2 separate regions of the Homo sapiens genome follow, and region 2 is linked to region 1. Evidence: read pairs that join two places in POLR2A ChIA-PET (ENCODE). Cell type or tissue: Caco-2. All regions are shown on one strand. Each heading gives the region's core, and the rest is flanking DNA. Links, peaks and the distances in the headings are about the cores only.

Region 1 (10,134 bases), core at 3,124-5,623:
TCAGTCGTTGTTCCCTCGAGGGACTTCTTCCGGAAGCTGAGAGGCTGTTGTCCAGCCACTGGGATTTCTGGGATTTTTCATTTTTACGTTGAAAGAGAGCTAGAAGAATCTGAATGCAATTAACCTGTTCACTAGACTGTCTTTCTCATAACGTTTATAAAATTTGTTTGGTACCTACCATGCTTTATATATACCACTGATTCTTTATGTATATTATCTTTAATTCTCACAACACCTTTGCAAGGTGGGTATTAGTAACATTATTTTTACATATTTGAGGAAACTAAGGTTGAGAGAGTCAGATAACTCACCCAAGGTCACCAGCAATGGGATATTTTCTCCTAAATTCAAACCCATGATTTTTCCATTACTATGCTTATTTCTCAAAGTCTGGTTCAAAGACTACCCATTAAAAGTGCACTTCCAAGGTCTCACCACAGACCTACTGCATCAGAATCTCTGGAGGTGGAAAAGGTTATCTATATTTTGGAAGCGATTCTCAAGGAAATCTTGTTTGCATTGGCACAGACTCCTTTTTTTTTTTTTTTTTTTTTTTGAGGTGGAGTCTCGCTCTGTTGCCCAGGCTGCAGTGCAATGGTGAGATCTCAGCTCACTGCAAGCTCTGCCTCCCAGGTTCACACCATTCTCCTGCCTCAGCCTCCCGAGTAGCTGGAACTACTGGCACCCGCCACTACACCCGGCTAATTTTTTTTGTATTTTTAATAGAGACAGGGTTTCACCGTGTTAGCCAGGATGGTCTCGATCTCCTGACATCGTGATCTGCCTGCCTTGGCCTCCCAAAGTGCTGGGATTACAGGCATGAGCCACCGCACCCAGCTGGTAGAGACTCCTTAATAACAGTTGTGCTAGGTATGCCATTGACACACGCTGGATCTTGTCATATTTATAGCCCAGTTGTTTGACAAGTACAGATTTTGTGTGTTGGCATGAGAACAAATTACTTTAGATATGAGAAGCACGGAAAACAATGTTGACATGCTATCATGGGCTACCAGGATACATACACAGTTTTATCTGCCTGCATAATTTAACCTGTGGGCTGAAGTTCTCTAAGAATGACGTCATAGAATGGCACCCCTTTACCTTGGCTGTGCTTTGCAATCACCTGGGAAAAATGTTAAAATACTGATGTCTGGGGCCAACCCACAGAAATTTTGATTTAATTGATTTGGTGCCAGGTGTTGTTAAAGCCCCTCAGGTGATCTGAAGTGTACCCAAGTTAGAAACCCACTGTTTTAAATAGTAGTTAGTACCTATCAAAGGTAAAATCTGGCTGGTGCCGTGGCTCACGCCTATAATCCCAGCAATCTGGGAGGCCAAGTTGGGAGGATTGCTTGAGCCCTGGAGTTGGAGACCAGCCTGGGCAAGATGGTGAGACTCCCTGCTCTACAAAAAGTTACAAAATTATCTGGGCATGGTGGCGCACACCTGTAGCCCAAGCTAACTGGGAGGCTGAGGCAGGAGGATCTCCTAAGCCCAGAATCTCCTACTAATCAGAAACACCTGGGGTGGGGCCCAGAGATCTGGTTGAATCTGCCCTCCAGGGGCTTCAATTCACAGGTGAGTTTGAGAACCACTACTTAAAAGACGAGCACGGTGCATGAGAGATGTGTCACAAAGCAAACTACAAAAGAGCAGACTCGTTGTTAGGTGTTGTCTGTTCAAAAGATTGCTCGATTCACAATCAGTTTGAGAAGGTATTTTGTACTCTTTTGGGCACAGCCGCCAGGTTTTTGGCTCTACTGGGTTCCAAGGTAAGGAGGCATAACCGCCTATTTTTCTAAGTGTTTTTCAGGCCCCTCTTTGAGCAGGTTGTTTTACACAAAGTGAGAAGAGTTATTTGCCTTTCTCTTCTATTTACTCTTCCCATCCCCCACCAGTTGCTGCTGGCTTCCACCCTGCCCAGCCAGAGGCTCCGCAACTAAAATTTGCTTAAGTCTTTTAATGCTGTTTTGCTAGAGAAGGAAGAATAGGATTTGGTTCTTGATTTCCTAATAAAAATTCCTGCTGTTGCCTATTTGCTGAACTACAGATACTAGTCCTGTGTTGCCTTTAGGAAGGAAAACACCTGTGTTGATTCCAATGTCTGAAGTGAGTCAACCCCTTCCCTGTCCCATCCGTGCAAACAGTGTGAGCATAATCCAGTGGCAAGGCCTCTGCGTTGGTCCAACTGCCTTGGACAAATACATGGTTTTAGGGCCAGGTGGGTCCTAACAGACCAGGCATTTTTCTCTGTGAAACTTTCACAAAGAAGCTGCAGCATAGATGGTTAAAACATAGATGGTTAAAACATAGATTTTAACCATAGATTGTTAAAACATCTATGCTGCAAAACTTTGGGTCCTGATGCAATGATTAACCATTACCTCCTAGTCACTCTTAGTGTATAAGGAAGCGATTTTCCCCACTCAAAAAGGAATAGAGAGACTTAAGGGTGAGTCCGGGAAGTATGTAGTTTTTTTGTGCATCTCTTCAAAGCTGACTTTTTCTCTGTTGAGTATTTGGAGAAAATATTTCTCAAATGTGTTTTCCTGTTAGGCTAAATTGACTCACCATTTTCATTTCTAATCCCTTGATGAGATAGTTGATAAATTAAACCATAAAACTAATGCTACCTGAGACCTGAGACTGTGCATGCTTTGGAAAACGTTTTCATGCGCATTGGCAATTACACGATGCCACCCAGCTTCAAGGCCTGGGGCTCCACATTTTGCTCCCCTTACATTAACTTCCAGGGCCCCTGGGACCAGGGGCTCTGTGCCGGCAGCCAGGTGTGCACCTTATATCTGTGTACCCCCAGCCATATTCAGGCAAGGTAGGGGAAGTGCTCCTGCCAGCTCACAAATCTGCATCTGGCGCCAAGTCCAGGGGACAGCCCCGGGATCCCTGGTGAGCCACGAACCCTTCCTCTCCACAGCATGCCTGTCGTTGCCGAGGCTGCAGGCAGGGACAGCTCCCTTGAGAAAGTCCAGCAAATTGATGCCAGTCAGGGACTGAGAGCTGGGAGGACGGTGTGAACTGCAGCAGGGGGAAGGGAGAATTTGTTTCCAAGCTGAGCACAGAGCAGCTGAGGAGGTGGTTTTGCCCCATGGCAGATTTTTCTCTGAATGTTCGGCTTCAGTTTTCATCCCTGGGAACTCCTCACAGAGGCCTCTCATACCCACCCTCCTTCTTCCCACCCCAGGTACCCTTTTTTCCTAAGAACTGCCTCACAACAAACTCATTAAAATGGCCCAGGGAAGGTTTCCCAGATACAATACAGGAAGCTCAGTGAAATGTGAGTTTGAGATAAACAACGAAGAATTTGTCAGGATAAGTATGTCCCAGATATTTCACTGGACATACTTATACTAATGACTTATTTGTTGTTTATTTGGATTTCACATTTCACTGGGTGTCCTACATTTTTATCTGCTAAATCTGGCAGCTCTAAGTGGATAACAGGAAAAAGTGCAAGACAGATCGTGACCTCTCTGGGGCTGTCCATGGGTCCACCAGCAACAGTTTTTACAGAAAGAGAAACCGCACACTCACCATATCGGCACCTGTACTGACAGACTCCATTCTTCCCTCCCAGCAGCTCCAGAAAAGAATCGAAGTAGCTATTGACGGATTCAAAGCTTCCCCGGAGGTGCCGAAGGCCCCAGTCTGAATAGGACTCCTCCGTGTCAGGGCTCGTGTCGCTCTGAGCCAGGCCACCCCCAAGGCTGAGCCACAAAACCAAGAAGCCACTGGCCAGCTTCATCCTGCAGCCAGGTAGGTACTGGCTTCTCTCCTCAAACCCCAGCCAGTGTCCCAGAATTCCAGGGACAAACCCCCTACCCAGATGTCAGGCAGGACTGGGAAAGGGATTATCTGGAACATTCAATCTGTCTGTTCCCCAGAGGTGGACTTTAAACATAGCTATGGAGGTTGGGATGAGATCAGGGCAATTAGAAAGAGGGCAAAGGTTAGGGAGTGGGAGGGCCAGGGAGAGAGAACATTTCAAAGTGGATTCTACCACCCTGGAGGGAGGGAGATGTTAGCCAGCTTCTGAGACGCAGGAACGGTGAAGGATTCGGAGTTCTACCCCGACCAGCTTGTTAAGCTGTTGATCAGTTACAAGTGTGGCTCTTCAGGGCCAGCCTCTTGATAGAAGAGCTTGACCGAAGGTCCTAGCCACACCCCTCAGCCAGCTACCTACATAGTCTCCAAGGAGAGTCAGGAGGATGTGTACAGGGCCCAGGAAAGCCCCAGCGGTAGGAATTAATAGTCACTTTACCAAGGGTCACGATAGTGTCAGAGTAGGTACCAAGTGTGTGTTAAGCAGAAGTTCAGATTTGAGACCCCAGCTTCTGCTGTGGAACCCACCTGGCTCTGACGCATAAATCCTCTAATTTGGCAGAGCTCCCAGATGTAGCCATCTGAGTGCAGGGACATTTTGGCTTCTATTTACAGCAGTATCTCTGTTTACACTCAGCATAAGTGGATCATAAGACAAGATCTACAGATGGTCCAAGGACAATTCTGGGGGCACTCGGCTCTCCTGGTGGTGTTTTTCCTTTGAGTTTCTTAGAAGTCAGAGGGTTTATCAAATAGTCTATTTGGGAGTGTAGGCTTTTAAGACTGTTGACTGAAGTCTAGTGTTTTGGCATCGTTTTCAGTTTAGACTGCTTTTAGTCGTGTGAAGAAATGCCATCTATAAAATCACTAGTCTAGGACCGGGCATGGTGGTGCATGCCTGTAATCCCAGCATTTTGGGAGGCCGAGGCGTTTGGATCACCTGAGGTCAGGAGTTTGAGGCCAGCCTGACCAACATAGCGAAACCCCGTCTCCACTAAAAATACAAAAATTAGCCAGGCAAGGTAGCAGCCGCCTGTAATCCCAGCTACTAGGAAGGCTAAGGCAGGAGAATCACTTGAACCCAGGAGGCGGAGGTTGCAGTGAGCCGAGAGCACGCCATTGCACTCCAGCATGGGCGACAAGAGCGAAACTCTGTCTCAAAAAAATAGTAATAATAAAATAATCACCAGTCTATAAAAATGATACCTTTATGGACCACATGAATCATTTAGCTCCTTTCTCAAATGTTTGTCTGGAAAGCCCCATGGAAAATAATGAATTAAATGAATTAATTTCTTCATTTTCAGTAAATGTGTTTGGCTGAAGACTCAGACTCCAGGAAGGGCAGTGGTTAAAAATTATTCATAGTCACAACAATGCCACCCAATATTTTAAAGCATCTATACTTTTTCAAACCACTTTCATGCATATGCACATACACAGAGGCACACACATACACATGCACATATGCACAAATGTTCATGCCAGTTTCATGAAGCAGATTAAATAGTCCCATTTGGGGGTGAGAAAACTGATGCAGAGGGTAAGTGACTTGATCAAAGCTGGACAGGCTATCAATGGGAAAGCTGGCACCAGGGCCAGCTACATAATTTGTAGGGCTTCACCAAAACAAAACTGCAAATGCAGAGCTCCTTTTCCAAAAGCAGGGGAACTTGCCATTAAAATACTAACTATAGGCTGGGCGCGGTGGCTCACACCTGTAATCCCAGGACTTTGGGGGGCCGAGGCAGGTGGATTGCCTGAGGTCAGGGGTTCAAGACCAGTCTGGCCAATATGGTGAAACCCCGTCTCTACTAAAAATACAAAAAGATTAGCCCGGCGTGGTGGCGTGCACCTATAATCCCAGCTACTCAGGAGGCTGAGGCAGGAGAATTGCTTGAACCAGGGAAGTGGAGGTTGCAGTGAGCCAAGATCGTGCCACTGCACTCCAGCCTGGGTGACAGAGTGAGACTCTGCCTCAAAAAAAAAAAGCTAACTATAAAGCTTTTTCCTTTAAAAAATGTTTTATTATTTGTAAAATATAATAAGGTTAATAGAGATACATGAGTATCAATATATACATAAATTTTTTAAAAATTGGTGTCATAATTTTATATAATACTATATATTACTTTATAAGTATGCAATATTTTGATCATAGGATTTTTCTGACTTTTCTGAAAATTCATTGATTAGGTCATCAAAGTTTATACTTCTAACAACCTAATTTTCAATCAGTGTAACTGAAAGTGATGTCAGTTGCTCTTGGCAATTGTAAGATGGCAAGAAATATTTGATACTTTTTTGTTTTGAGAAGGATCTTTTTGCTGATGCAACTGTTACTAGAGCTGTTAATAGTATTGTCCCCCCATTTCTTGAAACTTTATACATGTTTAAATTGTGGTAAAATATACATAACATATTTACCATTTTAACCATTTTTAAGTGTGCAATGCAGTGGCATTAAGAACATTCATACATTGTTGTGCAACCATCACCACTATCCATCTCCAGAACTTTTTCATCATCCCAAACCGAGACTCTGTTCCCATTAAGTGATAAGTCCCCATTCCCCTTTTCCCCAGCCCCTGGCAGCCACTATTCTACTTTCTGTTCTTAGGAATTTGCCTATTCTAGGTACCCCATATAAATGGAATAATATAATATGTGTCCTTTTGTGTCCAGCTGATTTCACTTAGTATAATTTTAAGTTCATCCATGTGGTATGTATCAATACTTCACTGAGAATACTGCTGCTATGAATACTGGTGTACACATACCCATTCAAGTCCCTGCTTTCGATTCTTTTGGGTATTATATACCTAGAAGTGGGTTTGCTGGATGGTAATTCTATGTTTAACTTTTGAAGAACCATTATACTGCTTTCCATAGTGGCTGTACCATTTTACATTCCTGCCAGCAATGGACAAGATTTCTAATTTCTCCACATCCTTGTCAACACTTGTTGTTTTCCTTTTTTTTTTTTGACAATAGTCATCCTAATGAATGTGAGGTAGTATCTCATGCATCTCCCTCATAATTAGTGATGTTGAGCATCTTTTCATGTGCTTATTGGCTATTTGTATATTTTCTTTGGAGAAACATCTATTTAAGAAGACCTTTGTCCATTTTTCAATTGGGTTTTTTGTTATTGTTGAGTGTCAGAAGTTCTTTATATACTCTGGATATTAATCTCTTATCAGGGCCGGGCATGGTGGCTCATGCCTGTAATCCCAGCACTTTGGGAGGCTGAGGTGGGTGGATTGCTTGAGCTCAGGAGTTCAAGACCAGCCTAGGCAACATGGCAAAACCCCACCACTACAAAAAAATACAAAAATCAGCCAGATGGAGTGGTGTGTGCCTGTAGTCCCAGCTACTCAGGGGGCTAAGCGGGGAGGATGGTTTGAGCCTAGGAGGTTGAGGCTGCAGTGAGCTGAGAATGTGCCACTGCACTCCAGCCTGGGCAAAAGAGCAAGACCCTGTCTCAAGTAATAATAATAATAATAATCTCTTATCAGATATATAATTTGCATACATTTTCTCCCATTCTCTTGGTTGCCTTTTCACTCTTTGGTAGTGTCCTTTGCACAAAAGTTTTAAATTTTGATGAAGTCCAATTTATCTATTTTTTTGTTCTTTGTTGACTGTGATTTTGTGTCATAGCCAAGAAAGTGTTGGCAAATCCAAGGTCATGAAGATCTTGACCCTATATTTTCTTTAAGAATCTTAGAGTTTTAGCTCTTATGTCTTTGATCCATTTTTAAAAATGACATAACACGGTCGGGAGCTGTGGCTCACCCCTGTAACCCCAGCACTTTGGGAGGCCAAAGCGGGGGTGGATCGCTCAAGTCCAAGAGTTCAAGACCAGCCTGGGAAACATAGGGATGTTGTCTCTACAAAAAAATACAAAAAATCAGCTGGGCATGATGGCATTTGCCTATAGTCCCAGCTACTCTGGAGGCTGAAGTGGGAGGATTGCTTTAGCCCAGGAGGTGGAGGTTGTGGTAAGCCAAGATTGTGCTACTGCACTCCAGCCTGGGTGACAGAGCAAGACCCTGTCTTAAAATAATAGTAATAATAGTTTTATTTATGTTGCTAGGATTGAGATCCAAGTATATTTCTTTGGAATTATAGGGTTTTTTTGTTTGTTTGTTTTTTGTTTTTTGTTTTTGAGACAGAGTCTCACTCTGTCACCCAGGCTGGAGTGCAGGCTGGAGTGCAGTGGCACAATCTTGGCTCACTGCAATCTCCACCTCCTGAGTGCAAGCAATTCTCCTGCCTCAGCCTCCCAAGTAGCTGGGATTATGGGTGCCCACCACCATGCCCAGCTAATTTTTGTATTTTTAGTAGAGACAGGGTCTTACCATGTTGGCCAGGCTGGTCTTGAACTCCCGACCTCAAGTGATCCGCCCATCTCAGCCTCCCAAAGTGCTGAGATTACAGGCATGAGCCACGGTGCCCAGCCTGGAATTATGGATCTTCTGTGTTGGCAGGAATATGAAAGTTAATCTTGTCCAGCAGGTCTTCTAATACTTGAATCCCCTCTATGCTGATCAGCTTTCTTTGTAGCTTCAGAGTTAGCTATTACTTTTTTAATATGTAAAGAGGGAATGAATACGTTTTAGTTAGAAAATTTAAATATGCTTTTTTTTTTTTTTTTTTTTTTTTTTGAGGCAGGGTCTCACTCAGTCACCTGGAGACAGTGGTTTGATCATGGCTCACTGCAACCTTCACTTCCTGGGCTCAAGCAATGCTTCCTCTTAATAAAAAGAAAATGTAGCCTATTGTGACCCCCAGTGTTTTTCTCAAAATCGTAAAGAATGAAGCAAATGGATTTCTAGAGAAAGAATATGACACACTCCCTTCCTGAGTTGTTTCTACCTAGACTCTAAGGTTTGACTTCTGCAGTTGCTGACATGGCATTGTTATGATGAGAGATGCTGTCAGTTCTGAATGAGAAACAGAAGAATATTGTTGGAACACATAGAGAAAAATTGAGCATTACTTATTTACAAGATGCTTTTCTCTATGTGACAACCAGCATTCACTACCTAAATTAATAGCATATTTTAGAAATCGGCCTCTTTATACCATGGGTTTTCCAACTCAACAACTTGGTTAGAAATTTAGTGAAGAGAACAGGGTATTTCTGAATATCAGTCTCATGAATTCTAGCTACACTTTACATCTGTTTTTATCAAACTCTTGGGTTCCAAATGTCTTTATTCTTTCACAAAGTTTTCCTCCCTATTTCCATATAGAAGTTTTTGGAATACCCTTACTTTATGTATGAGAAAGGATGAAAAGTAATGAGACCAATTTCATCAATAATGTACATGTTAATGAACATTGACCTTCAAAGTTAGTTAAAACTTGTCTTGGGGGCCCAGTGTTGTCACTGCTAAAAATAGCTCAAAGATGTTTCAGAACTACTTTATGAGCCACATAGCCTGTTCCACTGCACTGAGGCTAGATTGGTTGTTCTCAACCTTCTTTCACATTAGGATCACATAGGGAGCTTTAAAAATATGATGTCCAGGCCTGCCCCTAGAAATTCTGATTAATTTATATGGGATTTGATTCATTTTGAGTTAATTTTTGTATGTGGTGTAAGGTAAGGTATCAAATTCATTCTTTTTCACATAGGTATCCAGTTTTCTTAGTACCATTTGTTGAAAAGACTGTCCTTTCCACCATCAAAAAGTCTTGGCATCCATGTCAAAATCATTTAACCATATATGTAGGGGCTCTTTATTCCATTCCATTGGTCTGTATGTCTGTGTATAAGCCAATACCATACTATTTTGATTAGCTCTGTATCAAATTTTAGCGTTTTATTTTTATTTCTTGTAGGTACGTAGTACGTACCTACAAGTATATAATTATGGAATACGTGAGATACTTTGATACAGGCATGCAATGCATAGTAATCACATCACGGAAAATGGAGTATCCATCCCCTCAGGCATTTATCCTTGGTGTTACAAGCAATCCAATCATACTGTTTTAGTTAATTTTAAAGTGTACAATTAAATTATGATTGACTAAAGTCACCCTATTGTGCTCTCAAATACTTTGTCTTATTCTTTCTAGCTATTTTTTTGTATCCATTAACCATCCCCACTTCCCCCTATGCCCACTACCCTTCCCAGATTCTGGTAACTATCCTTCTACTCTCTATCTCCATGAATTCAATTGTTTTTATTTTTAGATCCCACAAATAAGTGAGAACATGTAAAGTTTGTCTTTCTATGCCTGGCTTATTTCACTTAACATAATGATCTCCAGTTG
Region 2 (2,500 bases), core at 1-2,500, 480 kb before region 1:
CACCTGTTTTAGTTATAGTAGTTAATGTTTTGAAATTCCAAATAATATTAAGGTAGGGCGTGTGTTAAAAGAAAAAGAGAGGCCGGGTGCGGTGGCTCACACCTATAATCCCAGCACTATGGGAGGCCGAGGCAGGAGGATCACATGAGGTCAGGAGTTCAAGACCAGTCTGGCCAACATGGTGAAACTGCGTCTCTAATAAAAATACAAAATTAGCCGGGTGTGGTGGCACATGCCTGTAATTCCAGCTACTCGAGAGGCTGAGGCAGGAGAATCGCTTGAACCTGGGAGGTGGAGGTTGCAGTGAGCCAAGATCATATCATGCCACTGCACTCCACCCTGGCTGATGGAGTAGGACTGTCTCAAAAAAAAAAAAAAAAAAAAAAAAAAAAAGAAGAAAAAGAAAAGAGGTTGGGAAACACCAGTGTAAGAGAATTTTTAAAAATGTCAAGAAATTAGAGACTAGATTTTTGTCTCCAGACAAAAATACATATAGAAGGCATTTGATCAATGTTTTGAATGGAACAGAATAAATAGCTAGAATAGCATGATGGTCTAAACTTTAAATGGAAAAGTAAACTTGTAAATCCCCAAACACAGTAAGATACCTTTGCAACTCTCAGCAACATTGCCTTAAACAATTAAAGAGACAGGATCTCACCGTGTTGCCCAGGCTGCTCTCAAACTCCTGGGCTCAAGCGATTCTCCCACCTTAGCCTCCCGGGTAGCTGGGACTATGGGTGTATGCCACTGTGCCTGGTTAAGCACATATATTTTATATTAAGCACACATATTTTTATTCTGACATTTTGTGTTTCCAGCTCTTACTACCTTTGCAATTATCCATCCTTCTTCATCTCCATCTTCTGGTGTCTTCCACACAATAAACAAAAAAGCAGGAATATATGCTCAGATTGAGAACTGCTGTGACCCCTGAGTTTCTTTCTCCACAAACGGAACATACAAAGACAGCTAAGATTTTTCAATTTAGAGGTTTTTGGTTTTAGATTACAGAAATACTTCACTTCATGACATTTTCACAGAACATGTTGTTTCCTATCTGCTGTCAGTTTATAAAGCACTGATAAGCTTCAAATCAATCAGTTCTCACAGCTGGAGGTAAATGGAAAGAATGCCTATAGTACAGGCCCTCCTGCCCATCAGTTCCACATGTGATGGATCTACTGAGTCTAAGGAAGACCTACCTCAAGCTTCAGAACATCATGCTGCAGTTTACGCTGAAATTCGAGGAAGTTTTTGATTGTCAGCTTTCCCTTCAGATCAGCTCCAAAAAAGTAGGTTGTGAGGGCTGAACACAAGCCAGACTTGAGGGTGTTGCCAGTAGTTGGACGATCTCTGTGGCGCATACCCATACTGGTTTGGGAGCGAATGATGCTCTGAACCTAATACAGAATCAAACCCACATCCAGAAAAATATTAGGAAGTGAGAAAACATAAACATAGAAAAGCAAGAATCATAACTATTGTTTACTATTTGCCTACTCTGTATTATAATTATCTCTTTTAATGCTTACAACAATTTTTTTTTTTTGAGACAGAGTCTCTCTCTGTCACCCAGTCTGGAGTGCAGTGGTACAAAATCAGCTCACTGCAACCTCCACCTCCCGGGTTCAAGCAATTCTCATGCCTCAGCCTCCTGAGTAGCTGGGACTATAGGTACACACCATCATGCCTGGCTAATTTTTTGTATTTTAATAGAGACAGGGTTTCACCAGGTCGGCCAGGCTGGTCTTGAACTCCGGACCTCAAGTGATCCTCCCACCTTGGCCTCCCAAAGTTCTGGGATTGCAGGAGTGAGCCACCGCGCCCAGCCTACAATAATCTTATAGGTGCTATTATTATCCTTATTTTATAAATAAGATTGAAGCACACGGAATTAAATAACTTGCTCAAGGTCAAGTGGCTGGTAAGTAGCAGAATTAGGGTTCTAACACAGACAGCCTGACAACTTTATAATTGGGATCCTCTTAGAAAATCTCTGTTCAGGAAAGGATGAACATTTGTTTTGGAGACTCAAAAACTCTCTCATGACCAGGTGTGGTGGCTCATGCCTATAATCCCAGCACTTTGGGAAGCTGAGGTGGGTGGATCACCTGCGGTCAGGAGTTCGAGACCAGCCTGGCCAAGATGGTGAAACCCCATCTCTACTAAAAACACAAAAATTAGCCGGGTGTGGTGGTGGGTGCCTATAATCCCAGCTGCTCAGGAGGCTGAGGCAGGAGAATCACTTGAACCCAGGAGGTGGAGGTTGCAGTGAGCCAAGATTGTGCCACTATACTCCAACCTGGGTGACAGAGCGAGACTCCATCTCAAAAAAAAAAAAAAAAAAAAAGAGACAGGGTCTTGCCTGTCATACAGGCTGGGGTGCAATGGCACGATCATAGCTCACTGCAACTTCAAAATCCTGTGCTCAGGTGATCCTCCCACCACAGCCTCCGGAGTAGCTAGGACTACAGGCACATACTACCAATCCCAGCTA

Evidence for each region. ChIA-PET counts read pairs that join two places held together with the same protein. Peaks named below come from ENCODE experiments on the same cell type or tissue, not always from the same donor. Only the 100,000 strongest peaks of a DNase experiment are listed, where the experiment ranks them.
Region 2: POLR2A ChIA-PET joins it to region 1 with 16 read pairs; 2 of 35 experiments call an interaction of 5 or more read pairs at or near these places.

Annotation. Positions count from the first base shown.
Region 1 is chr10:72,950,920-72,961,053 of GRCh38, forward strand. It overlaps PLA2G12B (phospholipase A2 group XIIB), which reads right to left and starts at 3,887. Exons shown (of 4, transcript NM_032562.5): 1 at 3,556-3,887. The coding sequence starts at 3,766. In Caco-2, for the core only: no CTCF peak of the experiment used is centred there; a DNase peak (open chromatin) is centred at 4,152; H3K4me3 peaks cover 1,435 bases.
Region 2 is chr10:72,473,895-72,476,394 of GRCh38, forward strand. MICU1 (mitochondrial calcium uptake 1) reads right to left here. Exons shown (of 12, transcript NM_001195518.2): 8 at 1,206-1,403. Among named protein-coding and RNA genes, the nearest start is that of DNAJB12, 120 kb to the left of the region's middle. In Caco-2, for the core only: no CTCF peak of the experiment used is centred there; no DNase peak of the experiment used is centred there.